Regions from separate parts of the Homo sapiens genome. Here region 1 is linked to region 2. Evidence: read pairs that join two places in POLR2A ChIA-PET (ENCODE). Cell type or tissue: PC-9. All regions are shown on one strand. Links, peaks and the distances in the headings refer to the core of each region. The heading gives the core; the rest is flanking DNA. Region 1 overlaps MIR3681HG (MIR3681 host gene). Region 2 overlaps LOC124905974 (a long non-coding RNA gene).

Region 1 (5,391 bases), core at 219-5,218, 270 kb after region 2:
TCAGATTTTAGCATCTTTTGTATCAGAATGCATCTTAAAATTGCTGCTAGCCAGGTGGTGGCAATTGCGATGTAGTTGCTACTGGGGTCACATGTGGGCTCAGAGTTGTACACATTATCACCACTTTAGTTCATTAGGTTATATGATTAGTATTACACATACTGAGTTTAACTGCGTTTAAAATATATTTGAAGAGATGATTTTATGATTCCATATTAAAACAAAAATCTATTTGTGTGCACAAAAAGGCAAAAAATAAGAGCAGTAAGGCAGTAATTTGACATCAATGAAGCAAATAGTCTTCATTAGAGAATTTACCACCAGCATCAAAATCTGCAGAATGGTGTCAACAACTTGGAAGGAAATATCATGGGAAATAGTAGAGAACTCTTCTTAGAAATGGTGCATTACCATCAGATTAAGTGGCCCGGATGGAAAAGCACAGCCATCTGTGACTCTGGGCTGAAAAGTGATCAAAAGCAATGAAAGGCTTTAGGAACAAAACAAAACAAAAACAAACAAAAAGCAACAGCAAAATCCCCTCCGTTCAAATCCTGACTCTGCTCTTATTCATGATTCCATTTTGCTAGGACTTAGTTTCCTCTGTTGGAAGAGGAATATTCATAGCATGTACCCAGCAGGGTTGTTATAAAAATAAATTCAAAAGAGGCTGTGGAATGAAATGACTTTTAGTTGCAAGTATTATAAACATATAGACTTTTTGCAGAGCTCATTGTTCACGTGGCTGGTTTTTGTTATTCTTTTTTCCTGAGGCTATGAACTCCTTGGGGGCAGGGATGGTTGGTTAGCATTCAGCTCCCCATTGCCAATGTGTGACAGGCAGCCCATAGTTCATCAGTAAAAACAATGTGCCTGTGCCTAATGTTTTGCTGCTGTTGTTATCACTGTTGTTTTTAAAACCTATTTTGATGCTCACTGCCTCCCTCTGCTATAAAGCAAGTATTGGAATTGGTACTTGAAGTATAAGGAAGCACACAGAGAAGTCTGGTGATTTGTCTAAATCACATGGAAAGTTAGAATTGAGTGCTATCATGGGCCTGATATATTTTCGAACTGGGTCAGGACTGGCTCAGTCATGAGGGTGGGTCTGAGCCAGCCAGTGGGCTTCTTGGTACATCCAGCTCTCAGAAGCCGTCGGGGGGCGAGGGGGAAGGTTGGGAGAAAGGCTGGGCCTGTCCCCAGCTGTGCGCTAGAAACAATTATATGGAGCAATCTCCTGAAAGAGGCCAAGGCTACCCTGTGGCAGAAAGGAGCCTGAACATGTAAACATCTGTGAGGGCGGGGGTGCCTGGAAAGAGCTGCAGGAAGGGGAGCATGTGAGGCCCAGTGGGAAGGAATGTGAGAACTCCAGGGCCTCACCAGGATGGGGCTGGAGGATGGGGAAGTCACTGGGGAGGGTGTGCAAATTGCTCCCTGCAGGCCAGGATGGAAGAGAGAATGATCCTGTGGAAAGGGGGTGATTAGGACATCCCTCATGGAAGATGGAAAAAATGAGGGACACCTTTGAATCTACCCAGTGTACATGCAGGAGAAGAGCAAAAGAGGGGCCCACCTGTTTAGAAGTTGTGCTTCCTTTGAGAAGTGGAGCCATGATATCTGGCATTGAACGGCACCCTTTCGAGCAGAAAGCAGACCTGAGTTTGAATTATAGGTTTACCATTTACGAACTGTGTGATTTGAGAAATGCCATTTTTTTCTCCCCATTCTCCAGTTTCCTCATTAGTAAAGTGGAGCTGAAATGCTGAATTGGTAGTACTGTTGTCAGGGCTAAGTCAGATAGCAGGTAAACATGCCCATTCAGCATCCAGTGCCCATTAAGTATTGGATATACATGTGAATAAAAATGCGAATGAACAGATGACCTAGTACACAGACAGACACTGATTTTTGAAGCATGATGGAGAAAGCTTCACTGAGGCCCTGGCAGGGGTAGTGGGGAAGACATGGCTGGAAGAGCATGGGACAGAGGAGGCAAATGCCCATGTTCTGTCAGGGGCACAGCTCCTAACATGCGGGGTGGTCTTGAAAAAGTGACCTTTCTTTTTTGAGCCTAAATCTTTTCTCCCATACAATTGATAGACTCTCTTTTTGTGTGTGGTTGGAGCTCAAGCAGCCACAATTGAGAGATTCTGCAATACATTTTTCCCACTATCAACCTAGCCCAGAGACACTATGAATTTATAATTAGTTAACTTGGAAAAACATAGAATAAAAATAAACAGTAATTGCGGTGCCCAACAACACAGACTAATTGGAACACATTTAGGGGAAAAAATTGGAATGTAAAAAGAATTCAAAATCATCTCCTATCAGGGTGATAATTCTCCATATGCCAAACCCAATTGTAGCAGACCGAGATAGACCTCTAAGGGTGCTCACACAGTCCAGAGAAAAGCACATTCTTCATGATGCTAAGCATTAACCCCAAATGTGGGCCAATAACCTAGAGATAGATAAAGAATGGCTCAATCTAAGGTATACCCTGTCAATATTTATGAACTGGAGGCCCCAGGAGGCAGTGCCTGTCCTGGCATCAGAGGGGTTTAAATCAAGGCATGAGATAGAGTTGGAGGGGATGGCCTTCTAGACTGAGCTTGTGAGTTGAAGATCCTAGTGGAAAAGTACTCAAATCAATGAAATAGTCACCAACTAATTTACAGATTTTTCAGAAATCATCCAGAAAGCATTCAGATGTATTTGCCATTGAAATAGTTGAATTAAAATGATTTTCTTGTTTAGAAATTGAATTAGCATTCACAGGCAGAAAGTTATTCAAAATTATTAACTCTATTCCAAAAAAGTTTAGCTAAAATCAAATATAAATATATTATAATGCAAACCTTATAATGCATACAGAGGCCAAGAACCCCTCAGGGGTACTGGGAAGTTAAATTCTCTCCTCGTCCCTGTATTCTAAAACAGACTAATTTTTTATCTTAATTTTAATGCCATATGCTATAGGGCCAAACTCCACAAGAAATATGATAGATTCAATATGTTACATTGTTTTGATAAAGAAAAAAGTAAAAACAGTTTATTGAGAGAGAAGTTTTTTACTTTTGCCAGCAAATTCTAGGATGGATTTATCCCACAGGCCTTCCAGACCTCAGAGGACAACCCTGTTCTCTTGCCACCTCATACATTACCCTGTGCCCTACACCATCTTGCCACACTTCACTTTGCTTTCTTCTTCCAAAGATTTCTTATAGCACCCATTCAGCAGGCAATCACAAGGTCCACATAGTCAGTTACAGATCCATTCACTCATTTGTTTTGAAAAAACCCAAAATGTGTTTTAGTGGAACATGCTAAACATTCAAAGATGAACAAGAGGGTGGTCTCCGCCCTCCAAGTGTCCACAAAGTCAAGGAAGCAAGAGAAGCCCAGATTTGCAGGTATTTTGTACAAGTCTAAGTCAAGGACGACCTTAGAAGGGACCCACCTTTTTCGTTTGAATTGTGTCTATCAGCTCTTTGAACTAAGAGTCTGGCTACTCAGCAGAGGCATTGTCCATGCAGAGACTGACGAGGAGGGTCCCTCTGCTACAAAGACACACCACTGCCTTAACCCGCCTCCCCCCACCCACAGCCTGCCATCCATTCACAAGCAGGGGGGCCGAGGGTTGAGGGGAGTGGGAGGCAGCCAGATAGCACTTACTGTGGGTTGCTCAGGAGTAAGATGGGGAGAGAGGTGTCTCTTAATCACAGCTAAGGAATTGAAGAAACATGGACCAAGGAAGCTAAGCCAAATAAGAGCCCCACCTACCAAACACACACACACACACACACACACACACACACACACACACACACACACACACACCCCTAATGGCATAAACAAGAAGAACCTGCAGCTGGTGTGAGGGGTGGAAGCTGAAAGCCAGGATAAGGAGGGTAGGCCCTAGAGGATCAGCCAGCAATGCCAAGGGTCATGGTGGGTTGTTATAAGCTCTTTTTGAAGGTCTGCAGGCCCTATTAAAAATCCAGGATCAAGGCAAATAAATGGTAAAAAAAATAAATAAATAAAAATAACGGTAGATTAATTGAATCAATATTTGGCTTTGCTTTAAATAATATAGGCTTGGGTTCTGCTTAGCCACATCCTTGCAGTGGCGTGTTAATTTCACCATTTACTACATGGGCCTTGGTTTCCTCATTGTACAACAGGTAACCATCCCATAAACGTAGGATCAAATGAGATCTTCAGTGTGAAAACACTTAGTAAATAGTCAAAACACTTTGCTATTCTTGAACCTATAATCATAATTGTATACAGGTGGAGATTTTTGTTTTCCGTGTCTTTAGGAAGTTTGTGAGTTATTTTGTTTGGTCCTTCATAATTAGAAATATATTCATCTTAAGCTTTATTTCTAGTTTTTAGATGTCAAACTAACCATTTTCAAAGCTGAAAGCAGCTCAGTCAATGCAAAGAATATGAACTTTGCAATTCTTCTGAACTGCTGATTTCTGCCATTTAAAATCTGTGTTACCTTAAATACGTCACTTATGCCTTCTGAATCTTGATGAATCTATAAAAGAGAATTAAAAATGTAACCTTCCCTATTTTAGGGTAAGACCACACTAGATTGATCAATTCTGAAAACTAAGAGAATTGTTATTTTTCTAGTTGGGTCTGTCCCAATGGCATGTTACTCACAGAATAGACCAGAGATTTCTTTTGCCCCAGCTTCTAGGCATATCAAGCACAACCCTTTAGCCATTTGTAAGGGAAAAGAAACACTGCCTTTTGTAAGAGAGCTCCTTGTGTGGCAGGCTGCCCGGCTCCCTGTCAGAACTCCCTCTGCTTATGTATAACTCCAGACTTGTATTGATATCTGCATGCGCATGTTGGCTCAGCTCCTCCTTCTCAGGCGATAGATTGCTTCTGCTGAAGCTGCCAATGCAATATTTTGAAAATAGACATCCATTTCTAGAAGAAAAAAGATCCAAATTTTTTTTTCTTTTTCACTTTAAAAATCATTATAATATTAGTGTCTTTCATGTCAACATGATTTCTGAAGCCGTTAAATAAGGCATTCCTGGGATGACCACCCAATGGTGTAGAGTAACATGTTTTGGGGCAAACTCTTCCTGCATTATAAAGAAGAGGGACAGGTGTACTCTGGAGCAGACTTTCCATTTATTGGTCTTATCTTTTTGTTATGGGTCAAATTGTGTCCCCCTAAAAGTCATATGTTGAAGTCCCAAGCTCTAGGACCTCAGAATGTGAAGTTATTTGGAAATAGGGTGATTGCATATGTAATTAGTTAGTAAAGATGAAGTCATCCTGGCACAGGCTGGACCCGTAATCTAATATGACTGGTGTCCTTACAAGAAAAGGAAAACTTGGACCCAGAATGCACACAGGGAG
Region 2 (5,391 bases), core at 330-5,329:
ATTTTCTTGGAGTTGACATAAGGTGTAAGACCAAGGGGTCACTGATTTTCTTGGAGTTTATATAAGGGGTAAGACAAAGGGGTCATTGATTTTCTCAGAATTGATGTAAGGTGTAAAAACAGTCACTTCTTTTGCTAGAGGGGATTCTCTGCATGACAGAAGCACAAGAAATGGTGAAAGTTACAGAACACATCCAAACTATCATTATGTTTCATGTGTAGGAACTGATGTTCACCTGTGTTGCCTTAGCATGTGGAGGAGCACCGTATGTATGTGTCACTAATTCTTCTCTTCAGTATTCACCTAGCTCATATGACAGGCAGTGCTGTTTGTATAAGCTGCAGCCATTCTCCCATCTACGAATGGTCAAAGCCAATTCTCTCTATAGAAGCTGAAATGCCAGATACTTATGTTTCCAGCCTTCCATGCAAATAAGCAAGGCAATATGATACAATCCTGGCCAATGGAACTTAGGGAAATTCTATCTGGGAAACGTTGGGGTAAGATTTTCCTCTCCAGTAGAAGTGAGGGGTTCGTGGGGAGAAGCCCATTCCTGCTCTGTATATTATCATGGAGGCTATGATGCCTAAGGCTTTGGCAGCATCTTGAGACCACAAAGGGAAGCCAGGAGAACTGAAGAGATGTTGCCCAGAGATCTAGTGTAATTGAGGTGCGAAATACCAGATTCCTATCTCGAGAATTTTTGTGTTTAGAGACTCATTTACAAACACTGATTGTTTAGGCCACATGTAGACATGTATTCTGTTACGTGCAGCTGAAAGCATGCCAACTAAAAACCTATTTTCAGATTTCTTCTGGGGAAATAATTGAGTTCTTATGTTTCTGACTCTTCTCTCCAGCAGGTCATTAAAAGCCTAGAGTCCAGAAACTTCGTTAGACATTTTGAATTCCTCCATCCATTTACTTATTCATCCATTCAATCATTCATTATTTATTCAATCAATTCAATATGTATTCATCCAGTATGTGCCAATTCTTTTTTCCACTAATTGACTTTTGTGAGCTTTTAGAATCCTGCTCTAGCATCATGACCTTGAGGAAGTCTTCCTGGACGCCCACTTTCAGCTAAACAACCTTTCTCTGTGCATACTTAACAGTCACACGTAACATCTTTGGGGGGACCTCTCATGTTATATTGAAATAATTTACCTGTATATCTTTCCAACCACAGTGTACTTTTTTTAAATGCAGAGACTAATTAGTAGTCCACTTCCCTCCTTCCTTCCTTCCTTCCTTCCCCTTCTCCTTTTTCTCCCCCTTCTCCTTCTCCTGATCCTCCTCTTCTTCCTTAAGTTTGCATTATAGCAAACTTCTTAGCTATCAATGAGTATTCAAAACTCTTTGTAGACCAGACAGAATTAACGGACAGAGACTATGCCTTTTAGCTTTGCAATCCTAGTGCATGACCCAGAGAAAGTGCTTTGTAAGTGTTTGCTGAATAAAAAATAATTGTAATTCAGGAGAATATATTTTATTGAAATGACCAACTGGACCTAAGAATCATTTTGGAAATGGGTCAGTGCCATCTTATGTAGCATTAGGTAATAGTGGTGTATCACAAATATGTATTAAATAAATAATTTATGCCCATATTGCATCCAGAATTTCAAATGTAAAATTTTGTGTGGTGTGAAGTATGGCTCCATCCTGATTTTTTTTCCAAATTGGCTACTTAATATCTCTGCCTTATTTTGTGAATATTCCCTCCCTGACATTTTGAAATATCAACTTCATCATATACAAAGTAGTCATAATAAGTGGGTAATTTTTTGGAATCTTCAGTTGCCTTTCAGTTGCCTTGCAGCTCACACAGTATCTATAACTGTGTATACATTTGTCTTCCTTTTATTTTAGATCTTTTTCAATAATTTTTAGACATTTAACTATCCAGATAAACTTTGGGCTCAAATGTTAAGCTTCATAAATATCTCAAAATTCTCTCTTAAAGTTGAGGTAATATTTATAGATTATGCCATGCAATATGGCACAGCAAATAAAAGCACTGTTTTGCAGTCCACTGCCCAGAACTAAAATAATGACTTTATAACTTTTTAGCCTATGATTTTTGCCTAGTCAATGAATCAGTTTCTTCATATGCAAAAATGAAAATAATATCTATGCATAGAGTTGCTAGTTAGATTAAAATAAGGAAATTCATATAAAATATTGATCCTAGTGTCTGGCACAAGGAAAGTATGTAACAGGGATAATTAGATATTTAATGTCCCAGCATTATTCTAGTAACTTTTCACAATCACATCAGACTTGGGTAGAGAAGAGAAGTGTTTATCTTGACTTTTCCATTCAGTTGTTTTCAGGAGTAAAACTTGGAAAATGTAGCTCATTTTATTTATTTGTCTATATATATATAAGGAGAATTATAACATTGGTCTGTCCTACTCACAGGTGACTTAAAAAATCCAAGGAAGTGATAGATGTAGAAATGTTTTCTCCAATGAAAAGGATCACAACTGTATGAAAACAGTAATTACAATGCTCACAACTGTTGAGATTGTACCTAGAAGGTCAAGTCTTGAGGGTTGCATGAAGGAATTGCTACTGGATTTTGATCTTTAAATGGCCCTCTTTAGTTGCAATATATTTGGGATTATAGAATATAAAACACCTTTGGAATATGTATGTTTTATAACTAGGAAATATGTCTTAGGATCCAAAGACAGACATAACTTATGCATTGCCACATTAAATTGACCTCAGCATCCTCATCTGCGGTATTTTTTAAAAGGTATTAACCTTGAAGCATTAATGGTTAAATCTCCAATAAAGATGCAAATGATTAATAGAACAATGCAGTAGGGAAGTTTTCTTTTGCTGTACATGACTCACCATTTATGGGAAAGACTTTGTAACATGTTTACCTGCTGGGGACTAGTCAGATTCACCTTGAACAATGAGGAAATATCAAAATCCCTTGTGTTTGTGCCAGAAAATAAGCATATCATTATCTAAAACTCTTTGTGACCATTTCGCTCTGACATTCTATCACTGCATTCTGTAGCAAAGACCCTGAAACATGTCACTTTTCTGTAGACCAGTGTGACAGAATTTGAACAGGCCTGACACAAGTGTTGTGACTTGTGATATGGTTTTCTGGTTAGCTGGTAGCTAGCACATAGGTAATGATATGGCTTTAAAGTTAGATTTTTAAAACTACTTTTGATTTGTGACCATGAAAGAGCAACTCGTTTTCAGCCAGCTTTTTGAAATTTTTTGCTAGTTAATCTAAAGGAGGTTACTCTTAATTAAATGTGAATAGTGATTTTTAAGGGCACTTAACGACGTGTAAGTAGCACCTAGTAAGCACATCAAAATCCTACACTGTCACAAGTTGCCATCGCAGATACTTACTCAGAACTTTCTTAACCCAAATATTGGACTTTTTAAGAGTTGAGGATCAAGGGCAATTCGGGAGGGGAGTGACATTTGTATAAAAAGAATTGACATTACATATTTTTTAGAAATATGTATTTATTGAATGACAAATTAATTTTATAATATTGGTGGACCTATAAAATAGTTCTATTCAAACCTATTTTCAAAAGTAAAATTCTTTTTAAAATTTGAAAAATTTCAAACAAATCTGTATCTGAACAAATGTCGACCCTTCTTTATATTGAATATCTGAACCATAAAAGTTAGTCTAACCTGAATAATTAGTTTTGGATTATATTTATCTACTTTGAACAATTTCTTAGCCATTTGTGTCTTCAAAACCATGCCATAGTATCTTTCTGAAATTTAAAAAATATGGTCTTATCTTTAATTTTAATAAATTGTCTCTAATCCTCTTCCAAGTTTCATTGTAAAGTTATAATTTTGAAATTTGACACATTCAACTGACACATTTCTATAGACCCTATTTTTTAAATTGTGAAAACATTCTCTATGGCTGCTGAAGTATTTGGTAGGATTAGAACAAATTCTACTGGCAGAAGATACTCTTAATAATTTTCTTCATACTGAAAAGTGTACATATTTCACATCAAATAGTGTCCCAGTTCCTATCTTTGCTTCCATTCATAGCACCTTTCCTCCTTCAATCTTTTATTAGAACTTGTACGTCATTTACATTTTTCTCATCATTCAGGTCTTTCCTTTCTCTTGCAGGGACAAAGGTGAATGTCCTGTTATTTGCAAGCTTTTTTTTTTTTTAATAATTACAACTTGTTAAGAGCTTCAAAAGCTGCAGGGTTTTTTGTTGTTTATTTTTGGGCAGAGGGCGCACTCCACTTGCTACCTTGATTAAAGATTCCCAACCAATTCTGAATAAAATATGAGCAAATTTAGAGACCTGTTTACAAAAAGTTTAATGGCATTGCAGGGCACTTAGATTGATGTGCAGAATAGTTCTGAATAAATCAAAAATTTCTAAAATCTGATCAGAGAAGAACAAAGAATGTAGACACACACACACACACACACACACACACACACTGATTATAAAAATATTCAACATTAGCTTTGTCAAAAATTTTGTAATTTAGTTACTTAAGATGTTTATATGTATATCTGTATGTTTTGACAATGACGGATTTTATTTTGATTGGCAGATTATTTCAGCTTCTCTGAATTTTATTGTTAATTTTGTTTATCTCACAAGAAATTCCAAGGACAGTCTGTTCCATAGATTTCTTAATTTTGTATTTACATTACATCACAAACACATAATTTGATCTTTGATATTGAACTTTTAATTGAATTTTCAATTCATTTTAACATTCAATTAGGTTTACTTTGATTCCATAAAATGGAAAAACAAAAATTTATTATTGAAATTAATCTGACTTCCTATTTTTAGGATTTTTTAATGAAACTGAAATTATTTAACTCTTTATGAATTTCTTCTGCTAGTAAAACCAACATATTAATAATTATAGTTTTACACTTGGTACAGGTTCAAAAATACTTAATTTTAAAAGTGAGTACAATTAATTTAAGGAATAATTTGATCTAACTGCAAAGTCATGCTCTGTAGAGTGATTGTAATCTCACTGTCTACCACATCATATGTTAAATCATACTTGGCAGGCACTTCCTTAAAATAATTTTGAAATAGATACTGATGTTTCTTCAGCACAGTTGATCTTTCAGTTTCCCTGTGGTTACTAATATTACAACAACATGTATGGTAAAAGAAAGCATTGAGGAGTATTTTTTGCCACGTCATGATTCATTTTCTTGAAAAACAGAAATTTACACTTTTCATTAATTAACTATACTTTTTGGTTTTTGATGTTAATATGATTAATAGCAAAAGAAAACTGTTATCAAATAAAATCTTTAAAAAAAATCTGTAGAGTTGCATTACATAATAAATGGCATCTTTTTTTTTTTTTTTTTTACATACTT

The links. ChIA-PET counts read pairs that join two places held together with the same protein. Peaks named below come from ENCODE experiments on the same cell type or tissue, not always from the same donor. Only the 100,000 strongest peaks of a DNase experiment are listed, where the experiment ranks them.
Region 1: POLR2A ChIA-PET joins it to region 2 with 15 read pairs; 2 of 35 experiments call an interaction of 5 or more read pairs at or near these places.

What each region holds. Positions count from the first base shown.
Region 1 is chr2:12,424,429-12,429,819 of GRCh38, reverse strand. All of the region lies in intron 4 of MIR3681HG (MIR3681 host gene), which reads right to left. Among named protein-coding and RNA genes, the nearest start is that of MIR3681, 230 kb to the right of the region's middle. In PC-9, for the core only: no CTCF peak of the experiment used is centred there; no DNase peak of the experiment used is centred there.
Region 2 is chr2:12,695,300-12,700,690 of GRCh38, reverse strand. It overlaps LOC124905974 (a long non-coding RNA gene), which reads left to right. Exons shown (of 2, transcript XR_007086222.1): 2 at 1-2,827. Among named protein-coding and RNA genes, the nearest start is that of TRIB2, 19 kb to the left of the region's middle. In PC-9, for the core only: no CTCF peak of the experiment used is centred there; a DNase peak (open chromatin) is centred at 2,870; H3K27ac peaks cover 508 bases.